Regions from separate parts of the Homo sapiens genome. Here region 2 is linked to region 1. Evidence: chromatin loops called from intact Hi-C (ENCODE). Cell type or tissue: PC-3. All regions are shown on one strand. Links, peaks and the distances in the headings refer to the core of each region. The heading gives the core; the rest is flanking DNA. Region 1 has its middle 64 kb from the start of LINC01795. Region 2 has its middle 84 kb from the start of LINC01122.

Evidence for each region. Hi-C counts contacts between places; a loop is a spot of excess contacts. Peaks named below come from ENCODE experiments on the same cell type or tissue, not always from the same donor. Only the 100,000 strongest peaks of a DNase experiment are listed, where the experiment ranks them.
Region 2: a loop joins it to region 1, with 5 times the contacts of the local background. A loop is called at or near these places in 1 of 110 quality-filtered maps.

What each region holds. Positions count from the first base shown.
Region 1 is chr2:58,336,719-58,342,106 of GRCh38, reverse strand. No RefSeq gene overlaps it. Among named protein-coding and RNA genes, the nearest start is that of LINC01795, 64 kb to the right of the region's middle. In PC-3, for the core only: a CTCF peak has its summit at 874; DNase peaks (open chromatin) are centred at 2,136 and 2,366; H3K27ac peaks cover 1,951 bases.
Region 2 is chr2:58,434,241-58,439,628 of GRCh38, reverse strand. No RefSeq gene overlaps it. Among named protein-coding and RNA genes, the nearest start is that of LINC01122, 84 kb to the left of the region's middle. In PC-3, for the core only: no CTCF peak of the experiment used is centred there; a DNase peak (open chromatin) is centred at 2,598.

The DNA of each region.
Region 1 (5,388 bases), core at 135-5,134:
GTTGCTGGAGAATTATTATGATCCCTTCGAGGTTTCATATTTGATTGCTTTTTCATTTTCTTGTGTCCTGATGTTTATATCTGTGTATGTGGTATAACAGTTGCTTCTTCCAACTTGTTGGATTGGCTCTCACTGGGGGAGACTTTTTGTTGAAGTTCTATCCATGGTGTTAGTTTGGTAGGGTACTTTAGCTTTGATTCTGGGTGCATGCAGTAGTATAGTCTCCATGTTATTTTTTCACTGTAAATAGCTTCAGTGCTGTCTGTGACTTCCTCAGTGGCTTAGGGTGTGGTTATTAGTGGAGGCTGTGGTGAGGATTTTCTAGGAATGTGAATGTCAGGCCCCAGTGGTGGAAGCAGCAGGCCAACTGTGCCTGTTTTTGGGTTTGCAGGCAGTATACATAGGCGCTGTTGTAAGCAGTTTCTAGCAGGCCAATTCTTGGGCTTCCAAGCAGCTTGCTTGGGTGCTGACAGTGGACAACAGTGGGTCAAGTGGATGGAGGGGTCCTTGAGCCCCTGGGCAGCGAGTGTGGCATGGATGATAGTAGTAGTAGTGATGGGACAAACCTTGGGCTCCCAAGCAGCACATGCTGGTTTTAGCATTGGCTGCAATGGGCAAGGCAACCAGTTCCCATGTTCCCAGGTCGTGCATGTAGTTGGGTGCTGGCTATCATAGTGGCAGGCTGGTTGGGACTATCCTTGGGCCTCTGGGAGGAGTGCTCAGATATCAGTGGTGGTCGGTGGGTTGCAGTGATCCCCAGGCTCCCAGGTAGCAAGCTTGGGCACTAGGATCGGATGGTATATGGCCAGCTGGGGTTGTCTTCAGGCCCCCTGGTGGTGTGCACAGGTGCAGGCTGTTGTAGGCAGGCCAGAGTGATCCCAGGTCCCCAGCAGAGTGCTTGGGTGATGGCAACACTGGTGGCAGAGGATGGGATAGCCAGCCCTTTGGCATGTGCAAATATGCAAGGCCCTGCTGCTGGTGGTGGGACAAGGGTGTCACTACTAGCAGCATGTGCTTCTGTCCCTAGTAACAGCAGTGGTGGTTGTTGTGAGCAAGGAGATTCTGTTCTCAGGGAGTGTGCAAGAATGCAGCAGCCCTGCTGCTGGTGGAAGAAGATTGCTATCAGTGGCAGTGGACTCAGGCAGGCAGGTTTAAGTCTCTGAAGAACACATGCTTTGGCTCCCTTTGTCCCAGAGACAGCCTCTCAGTGCATGGCACCATCCCTTCAATGGGGTGCACAACGTTGTTTGTGCTAGCTGGGGATCCTGCTGCTCTGCTGGATGCAACTAGCATTGTGCCACTATAGCCTTCCAGGAAGACAAGAGGGAATATCAGTGGGGCTCCAGGGATATGGAGATGCAGGGCCTATTGGGTCTCATGGGAGGTTGCAGTCTGGTGGGGGCTGGGCTCTCAAAATGACACCATGCTGCAGCTGCTTAAGACTTTGGGGGTGTGTGGAACCCTGTATGAGCTCCCTCTCTGGAGAAATGCTGTTCATGGCTCCCAGGCAGCTCCTTACGCTAATTTCAGGGCCCACAAAGATCATGAGGCTCTCCCATGGCTTGGGTTGCAGGAATCTATGATAGGAATATGGACTTCTGGGTTCTCTCTTACTGTTTCCCCACACTGGGGATTATCTTTGGGCTCTCAGATGATCCTGGCCGAGTTGGCTGCTCACTTCCTTCTCCTTCCACGCCTCAGTTCTTTCCTGTCATTTCTCTATTGAATTTCAGTGTTCTCTCTTAGACGCTGTATTTGAAGTATGATTATCTACTTGCTATTTTGGTTCTTTGTGGAGGAGATGAGTGCTGGATGCTTTCAGTCAGCCATCTTGAAGCCACTCCCATCTGTAAATTTTTAACAAACAATTTAAATAAATCTCAAAGTTCCCCTTGACCCCACCCCATCCTGCTCTCCAGGGCTTGAAATTTCTTTGTTGAATCTACATGCCTTTAGGAGGATATTGTCCAGTTCTCTGTCATCTCTACCTACTGTTTCACCCCCAGCCCCACTGCAATCCACTGTATCACCTACCTTGGCCTGAGTTCATTTGCCATTAGAGTAGAAGCACTGTACTTTGAGTCATTAGACAACTCTTATCTGAATGAACCTTGGTTAGCCACTAAGAGATTGAGCTTTACTTTGTTCATCTTTAAACCCTGTGCTTCTTACACAGTGATTGTCATGAGAATCAAAGCCAATTATGTCAGTGAAACCACCTGACTAGCCATGCTTCCTGAGCAAAAGATATCCCAAGAAGGAGAAAATATATTTTACAGCAACCTATAAAATCTCTTAGACCCATTATTTCTCTGTGAAAATAAAAGTTTCAATTTCATTATAAGTGACAGATTCCATGATAAGCAATAACATATATGTGTAGCACTTAGTCATTGCCAAGACCAAAGTGATTCACAATTTTAGTCACCATTATTGATGGTTTACATAATGAATAATAGTAATAGTCAATCCCTGTTTATTTTTATATGTTTTAAAATATTCTAACTAAAATTGATACTACAGAAAGATAAGTCATGTTTGTCCTACAGCTTCAAATACTTTCCAACACCTTACAAAACATTAAGCAAACATGCAACGTTATTATTACCAGTCTTTCAAGACCCAGCTAAAGAATTCCTTTATAAAAAATTATTTCACCACCCCAACCTAGAACTCTCCCTCTGAATTCCAGCAGTGGCTGTTTGTCTTTAGTTTTCTTGGCCATTAGGTATACACATGGCCTTGTATTGCTTCTATTGTTGTCATACTGTTATTTAAATATTTGTGGAATTGAGATTCTAGTATTTAATTGTTCATGTGTTTATCTCATCTCTCCTCAACTCGATTATAGGCTTCCTTATGTCACAGGCCATGTTCTCTGCCATACTTTGCAACACATCACATACATAGTAGGGACCCAGTAAGTGTCTTTGATTTCATTTGAAGAGAGTGTTATATCCTAGAAGTGCCGTAAGAATGTGTCTCTTAAAACTCCTCATCTATAACCTTGTCGCTTCTGGAATGTAACCAGAGAATAGCTTTGAAGTGAGGTTATGATGTGTTTCTTTCTTATTTGTTTCTAGGAATGAAAGACCTTGTTTTCTACCCTGGCAAAGTAAGATGATTTGAATTTCTCTAATGCACAATCCACTATATGTTGTTTTTTGTATTGAAGGTCATGTGTTGAAATGTAAAAGTATTTGTTGGCAATAATTATTTAAGTAGACTATTTCCAATCTTAAAAACATAGGATTATGTTTAAAATTAATTTTCTTATTTGTCTATGGTTGCAACTTAAAACACTTTTCCTTGTATACACTATAAAATGTTAATAGCTACGTATAGAGTGACTTTACGACTGTACTGTCATTTTTCTCAGCTTGATCAGCTCTTTTGAATGGCATCATTATGATCAAAGTTGTTTACAGTAATAAAATATGAATAGTTTCAATAAAAAAGTAGGCACCATTACAATTAAGAAGTATCTGGCATTTTAGAATGTGATAACCACTCATAATGCTGTCACAGGATAAGCAAGTCTACAATATAAACATAATTAGAAGAATGACCTAAACAAGTCTTTGAAGCACAAAAAGGAATATGAATTGAGGGAGGCAGTGCTGCATAGCTGGGAATATGCAGAATATTCAATACACCTGCATTGTTTCAAAGAAATTGTGAGTAGTTTAACATTTTATTCATACTTGTATCCTTCATCTAGTTCTACCTGCAAAGAACAAACAAATTTTAAAATTAGGACAACATACCAAATGTTTCAATAAAACTTGGGGCTTAGTACTTTGTTTGATAAGGAATACTACAAAAATTAGCAAATTCATATTTGTTCGGGTATTTATTCAATTACATTACATTGCTATTGGAAAACATAACAACGAGGATGTATAAAATAACTCTGCAAATCTTTACACCATGAACAAACACCTTTCTAAATGACAATGTTTTCTTCATGCAGACACTGATTTTTAGGTTTCTGTTTCTTTCCCTTCATCTGAAGATTGATTTACTTCTGGTTCATGCATGTGCTCATGGTCACTACCATCAGAGGGGTGACAGGTAAGAGAAATTGAATAAAAGTCTAGGTCAGTTGATGTTGCTACTGCTTTGAGCTTCTGAAACCAGGGTTAGAGAAAGTAAATGATGGTAGACTATTTCTTTGGGGAATAAAAAGAACTGGTTTCAGCAACTTTATAAGGGTGATTGTCTTCATAATGTTTATAGTAAGTAAAGTTGTGAGGGCTAACCCAGAGGCAGCTGAACACAATGACTATTTTGACTCCCTTATTGAAGAATGGAAATAAGCAATTTTTGACATAATTCCTGATGCACACAGTAATTAGGAACCTGTTTACAAATAAATACATGAATTGTCAAACAATTTACTTAAACATGTTGCATGTATAATAGTAATACTAAAACATAACTCAAGATAGGTAATCCCTTTACTAATTCATTATTTTTGGTGAATAATGAAGGTGTGTTCTCATGCCAGACTATTTTAATCCTGACATATATCTCCACCTCTGTTTTGGAAAACATACCCCTTTTTCATAAGAGTGGATGTTATCCTTTTCTCCATAAGGCTGTCTATAGGATACTGCTTTCCTCTAGCAGTACATTGGCTCCAGAGTGAATTAATCAATAAAGAAAATAAATTATGTAATATTAAATATGTATATAATTATCTTCTTTAACTGCATAAAAACCTAGACTAAATTTTAAAATTGCCTCTTGTAGGTGCTTATGTTTTTAAACAACCTAAAAGTCTATCAAAGTGAGAGTAGCTAAAGAAAGTATGGATGCATATAATGGAATATGTTGCTGTTAAAAAGAATCAGGTCATTCTGTATGAATTGACAATAAAATGTTATGTTATTGTGAAGTGAAACATTTTAGTTAAAAAAGAAAATTACGTAACATACATAAGGTATTGTGTCATTTTTTCATAAACATACATATATTTGTATATTCTAGAAATGAGTCTCAATAAATACGTATCTTTCTTGGGGGAGGAAAACATTCACTGTTTATTTGTATTATTTTAATTATCACAATGAGCGTTTTAAAAACAGTTTTTATGGTACAAAGATCAGAGACAGTCTCAGAAAATATCTATCAAACTTTAAGGAAAACAGCATTCCTTTATTGTTGGCTTGTTTTTAAACAGAGAAGCCATGGAAAAATCCTCGGTTTGTTATGAGGAAATTTTTTTCTTTTGGCATTTGCTATCTTTTTTTATTTCCTCATTTGGAAATTATGTATTCATATTTTTTGATTATCTATGGGAACATTAAAAATTGATGAAACAGAAACCTATACCGGCTTAGATATCCTAACCTGAGCCTTTGATCAGTGTACGGCATTGTGTGG
Region 2 (5,388 bases), core at 252-5,251, 97 kb before region 1:
GGACTGAAAATTTTAGACTACTGAAGCTACCTTTAAATGTATCCAAATAAGGGACTTGAATAAAATCTCATAGTTGAGTTCAATGAAAAACCCATACTATATGTCCCAGCAGAGGAGTAAGATACAGTGATTCTGACTTGCCTAGTGAGAAAGCACTTTCCTTGATACCAAGAACCTTAATTCGAACAAAACTTAAACATTTATATTCATATCATGTGGATCTGTCTGGCCACAGTTAATTTGAGCCTATCACTTTATTCCCTGTACAGAATATCTAAAGCTTTAAGGCAGATTCAGGGAGCCTTTTCTTCCTGAAACACAAACACTTACACTACGCTCTCATTAACTGGAACTTTCACATCTGCACTGAAGTGAAAATAGAACCTAAAGCTCTGTCCTACCTACTGTATGTCAAATAACACAGATTAGAAAGGGTGTATTTGACAATGGCATTTTATTCAGGCTTCAGAGGGAAAGAGTTGGACAAGTCATAAACTTGCATAACCATTAAATAAAAATAACTGCAGGGATGTTTAAGAGATATACTAAAATAAAAAATTTTAAATACTTGATAAAGGCAAAATTTTACCTGTTATTCATTTTACTTTATCCCAACTTGACACAATTATTAAAAAACTTTACCTCTACAACTTAAAAGCTAAAACCACTTCCAAGGCTTCTGGAGCCCCATATGGAGTCAGTTACCAGGGTAGAAGATGGGAGTGAGTTTCCAGGGTAAGAAGAGAAAGGTCATTATTCGGTGGCATCTTCAGGTTTAAATAATCTAGGCCAACTCTTTTCACAGAAATATAATGTGAGCCACATACATAATTTTAATTTTCACATTAAAAAAGTGAAAAGAAACAGGTAAAATAGATTTTAATATATTTTTACCCCAATGTATCCAAAATATTACCAATTCAGTATGTCATTGATATAAAAAATTGAGATATCTTACATTATTTTGGTAAGTCTTCCAAATCTGGTATGCATTTTACACTTACAGCACCATTCAATTTAGACTAACCACATTTCAAAAGCTCAACAGCTACATGTGGCTAGTAGTTACCCTACTCGACAATGCTTCTTTAAACTCACAGTCTCATTTGAAAAGGAAAGGTACTTTGAAGGTAATGGAATTATATGATTCTGTCTGGATTGAAGTGGACTGCTCTTTGCTTATTGTTGATTGTGAATGCTAGGCAGTTCTGAGGATTTAGACCAGGAAAGCACAATGACAAGATCTCCAAATCCTGTCATTGTAGGCCGGGCGCGGTGGCTCTTGCCTGTAATCCCAGCACTTTGGGAGGCTGAGGCGGGCAGATCACCTGAGATTAGGAGTTCAAGACCAGCCTGACCAACATGGAGAAACCCCATCTCTACTAAAAAAAATACAAAATTAGCCGGGCTTGGTGTCACATGCCTGTAATCCCAGCTACTCGGGAGGCTGAGGCAGGAGAATTGCTTGAATCCAGGAGGCGGAGGTTGCGGTGAGCCAAGATCATGCCACTGCACTCCAGCCTGGGTGACAGAGTAAGACCCCATCTCAAAAAAAAAAAAAAAAAAAAAAAAATCTGGACTGTAAGGCATTTCTCAGTTCACATGCAATTAATATTGATATTTCCGAGTTGTAAAATTTTGGGCTGTTCCTTGGTTTTCTAAATATTTTCCTTTACATCTAAATCCAGGTGGATAAGAAACACAGGAACCCTCTTCTCTTCCCTACACCCCACCTCTAGTCATCCTTCTACTGGATTCTCAAGAGTAGCCACTCTTAAGTGTAGTTTTCCTTCTATTTTGATGCACAAGGTATCTCTGAGTCTTTGCCTAGGCTGCTGTCTCTTCTTAAACCACCCTTTGAGCAGTGCTACCTGCATCCCTCATCTCCATCATCTGGCTGGCTCCTAATAGCTATCTGAAGTCAGCTTTGCCCTTCAAACCCCAAGACCACCCGAAGACCCAAACCCAGTGTTCTTTCTTCACATTCCCATGGCAAACATTGTGGGCTCTTATGCCACACTGTTTCCATTGTGGGCTCTTATGCCACACTGTTTCCATTGTGTTTCTAACTCCATGTATTATATCTGTTTACGATCCCTCTTCTCCAACTAGATAGTGACCTCCTAGAAAATATCTCATTTACCTTCGTAGTTACAATGCCTAGTACAAAATAAGTATACTTAAAGTACACAATAAAGGCTCATAAAGATGAAACATGGAACAGTATATGGAAAGTATAATAAAGTTCATCTATTCAAAGAATAAATGTTTTAAAGTACATGTCTAACATCTTTTGTAGCAAAAATGCATTTAAAATGCACATGTCCCAGACATTGTGCTAGATGTTGAGGATACAGAGATAAATGAGATTCTAACCTATAAGAGACAACAGTTAAGCAATGGTAAAGATGAACACTTCTCAAAAGTATGTGAATTCGAGTCTCCTGGGGAATTCATTGAAAACAGATTCTGATTCAGGGGATCAGCGGTAGGGCTTAAAGTTCTGCATTTCTAATAAGTTCCCAAGTGACACTGCTGGTCCCATGACCATACTTTAAGTAGGGAAGGACTATGGCCCGTAAGTTAGGAGACCTGAAGTTTAGCCGTGACTCCTGTTGTATGAGTCACTTCTCTTAATACTGCCAGATCTGCTTGCTCAGCTCATAAATTGTTTCAGATCAGAGAGGAGAGTAGATGATTTCTATATTATCTATAAGCTCTATAATCCATGATATCCATATTCTATCAGGCTTCGGGGGACAGTAGGGATCAGACCTGTGGTTTTTAGTTTTGGCTGCTCTTTAGAATCACCTAGGGCTAATTTCAAAATTCAGATGCCCAGAACACAGACCAGACCTTAGAATGTCTGCAGGTGGGGCTCAGGCATGAGTATTTTTAAACTCCCAGGGTTGAGTAATCCAAGCAGTATGTGTTGATTGTTAACTCAATTGATTGGTATTAATGAGGTCGGAGATAACAAAGGATGCTCCCCTTGGCAGGTAACTTTGTCCTATTCTGCTGGCAGTACTACAATGCCTGTTGGTCCAAAGAGCCTGATTAAAGGCACTGTGAAGTTCTATTTCCAACACTGAAAAAGCACCCCAAAGCACAGACTCTGAGGTGTAAAATTATGCACAAAAGAAAAGCTATGCTGATACCATAACAAATAATTAGCCATGCTTCCCAACCTTTTGCAGGCCTCACACTTGACAAAGGAGATCAAAATGAAAATGGAGCATTTATTTTTTCCCCCAATGAAAAATGGAAACACCAGCATCCAAGAAGCCACTGGATATATATGCTTTGCAAGTAAAGTCGTATCCTAGATTCTTTTTAAATTAGTTTTGGAAATTTGAAAATTTTAAATAAAAAAGTACAAACACTTTTTAAGGGTGTTTCAGCAGTTTTCAAAATGGAACAGGACTTTGTCATCCTCACCACATCTCTTAGGTCTAGGTTAAGAATAGAGGAGAAACATCCAAACTTGTTCATACTTTTAAGATATCTTAGTTTTAAATGTGTTGGTTTCTTTAACTTTAAAAAAATTGCTTTGCTGAAGTAAGAAAAAAGAGAATTAGATTTTTTATCATTTAACTCAAGTAATGAATTGCTTTGTAGCGCAACAGTAGCACATCACTGAAATACTGATTATTTTTTCTTTATTAGTTTTCACTTTGAAATATACTGTGCACACTTTTCCAAAACAGATTACTTGTGTCTGACAAATGTATCAACAAATAGCTAAAGAGTACATACTACAATCAAAATATTCTAGGATTTGAGAGGTAAGAGAGTATGATATTCTGTTATCTTCAAAGACCTTAGAACCTGTCTGAAGTGATTAAACTTACATTCTATGAAAAAATAGCTAAAATTATGAACACAAAATAATAAAAGCTAAAATAGTAGTTTTAAAGCTTTCAGAGAAGAGAGATACCTCACTTCCAGCTGGGATGGGCTAATGGAAGGCTAAATAAAGAAGGGAAAGGTTTTATCCGAACCTTCAAGGATGGCAGGTATTAGATCATTAGCCTAGAAAAAGAAACTCTATGATCAAGAGCAAGAGGAAAGGAAATCATAAGATGGGCTCAAAAATAGTGATAAGACAAGTAATGAGTAATGAGACAAGAATGTCTCACCTGGGCCAGGTGAAAAGTTCCATATCAGCCAGGCTTAGATCTGAAGACTTAAGGACTATGAACAAAACAAAAGCATAGTTAGGCAAATTGGATTAATACTTCCGGTCTCCAGGGACAGGGTAAAGTTGATATATATAGGACAGTATAAGCATAAGAATTGACAAAGATAAGGTATCATGTGGCTAGAATGGAATTACCTGAGGGCTCGCTAGGCTGAAGACTTCTCTTTTCACATTTTCCTACAGCTAATGAGAAATCAGTGGAGACTTTTCTTTGCTTGCTTGTCTAAGTAATACTCGAAAAGCCATATTTTTCAGGAAGACAAATTTTGAGCCATATATAGCACAAATTAGAGTGGAATAGAACAGATTAGTAGACTGATGCAGAAAGGCTGATCTCAATTGTAGTACTAGAAAGAGGGAAGTGCAAAGAAATTAATGTAGGAATAACAAAACATAAGACTTAGTGAATAACTAAATCTGGGGGGTGGGGTAGCAGAGCCATGGGTGCCCCACACATAAACTCCAAGCACTCATTTCTTCACACTGAAAGCTGCTTGCTGTGAACACCTATAATCTTTGCTTGAGGTATTCAGCCTGGCTGGGGGAATATGCTTGGCCCACATGTACGACAAGCCAGCAATGCCAGAGAGATAATACCCTTAGAAGCAGCTCAAACCAATAAAGATAGAGATTTGGAGGACAAATGCCACAAACTCCTCACTCCTCCATTAGAATAACTCTTAGTCTTACACTAACTCTCAGAATATCCCAGTGGTAACTTGCTTGTTAATACACCTTATCTTGTATTTCTTTAATTTCCTGTCTCTTCTCTCTACTCCCTTATCAGCATTTTTTGGTGTTACTCCCAAAGAAACTTGTATTTTTAAACTTCAAAGGCACTGGGATCCTTGCCTTGGCCACTGCTTCTAGAGTGGCCTAACATAGGCCACAGTTAAGAAGAAAGCAGAATTAAATTCTAACATGGTTAAGAAGAAAGCAGAATTAAAGATTAGGCAGAATAATAGGGCAACAAAAGTGTTCACATCCTAATCCTTGGAACCTGTGAATATGAAACTTTCTATGGCAAAATGGATTCCGCAAATGTGATTAAGGTTAAAGACTATGAGAGAGGGAGACTATCTTGGACTATCCGGGTGTGCCTAATCAAATCACGTGGTTGCTTAAAAGCAGGAAACCTTTCTCAACTGTAGTTAGAGGGAAACGTGACTATGGAAGAATGGTCAGAA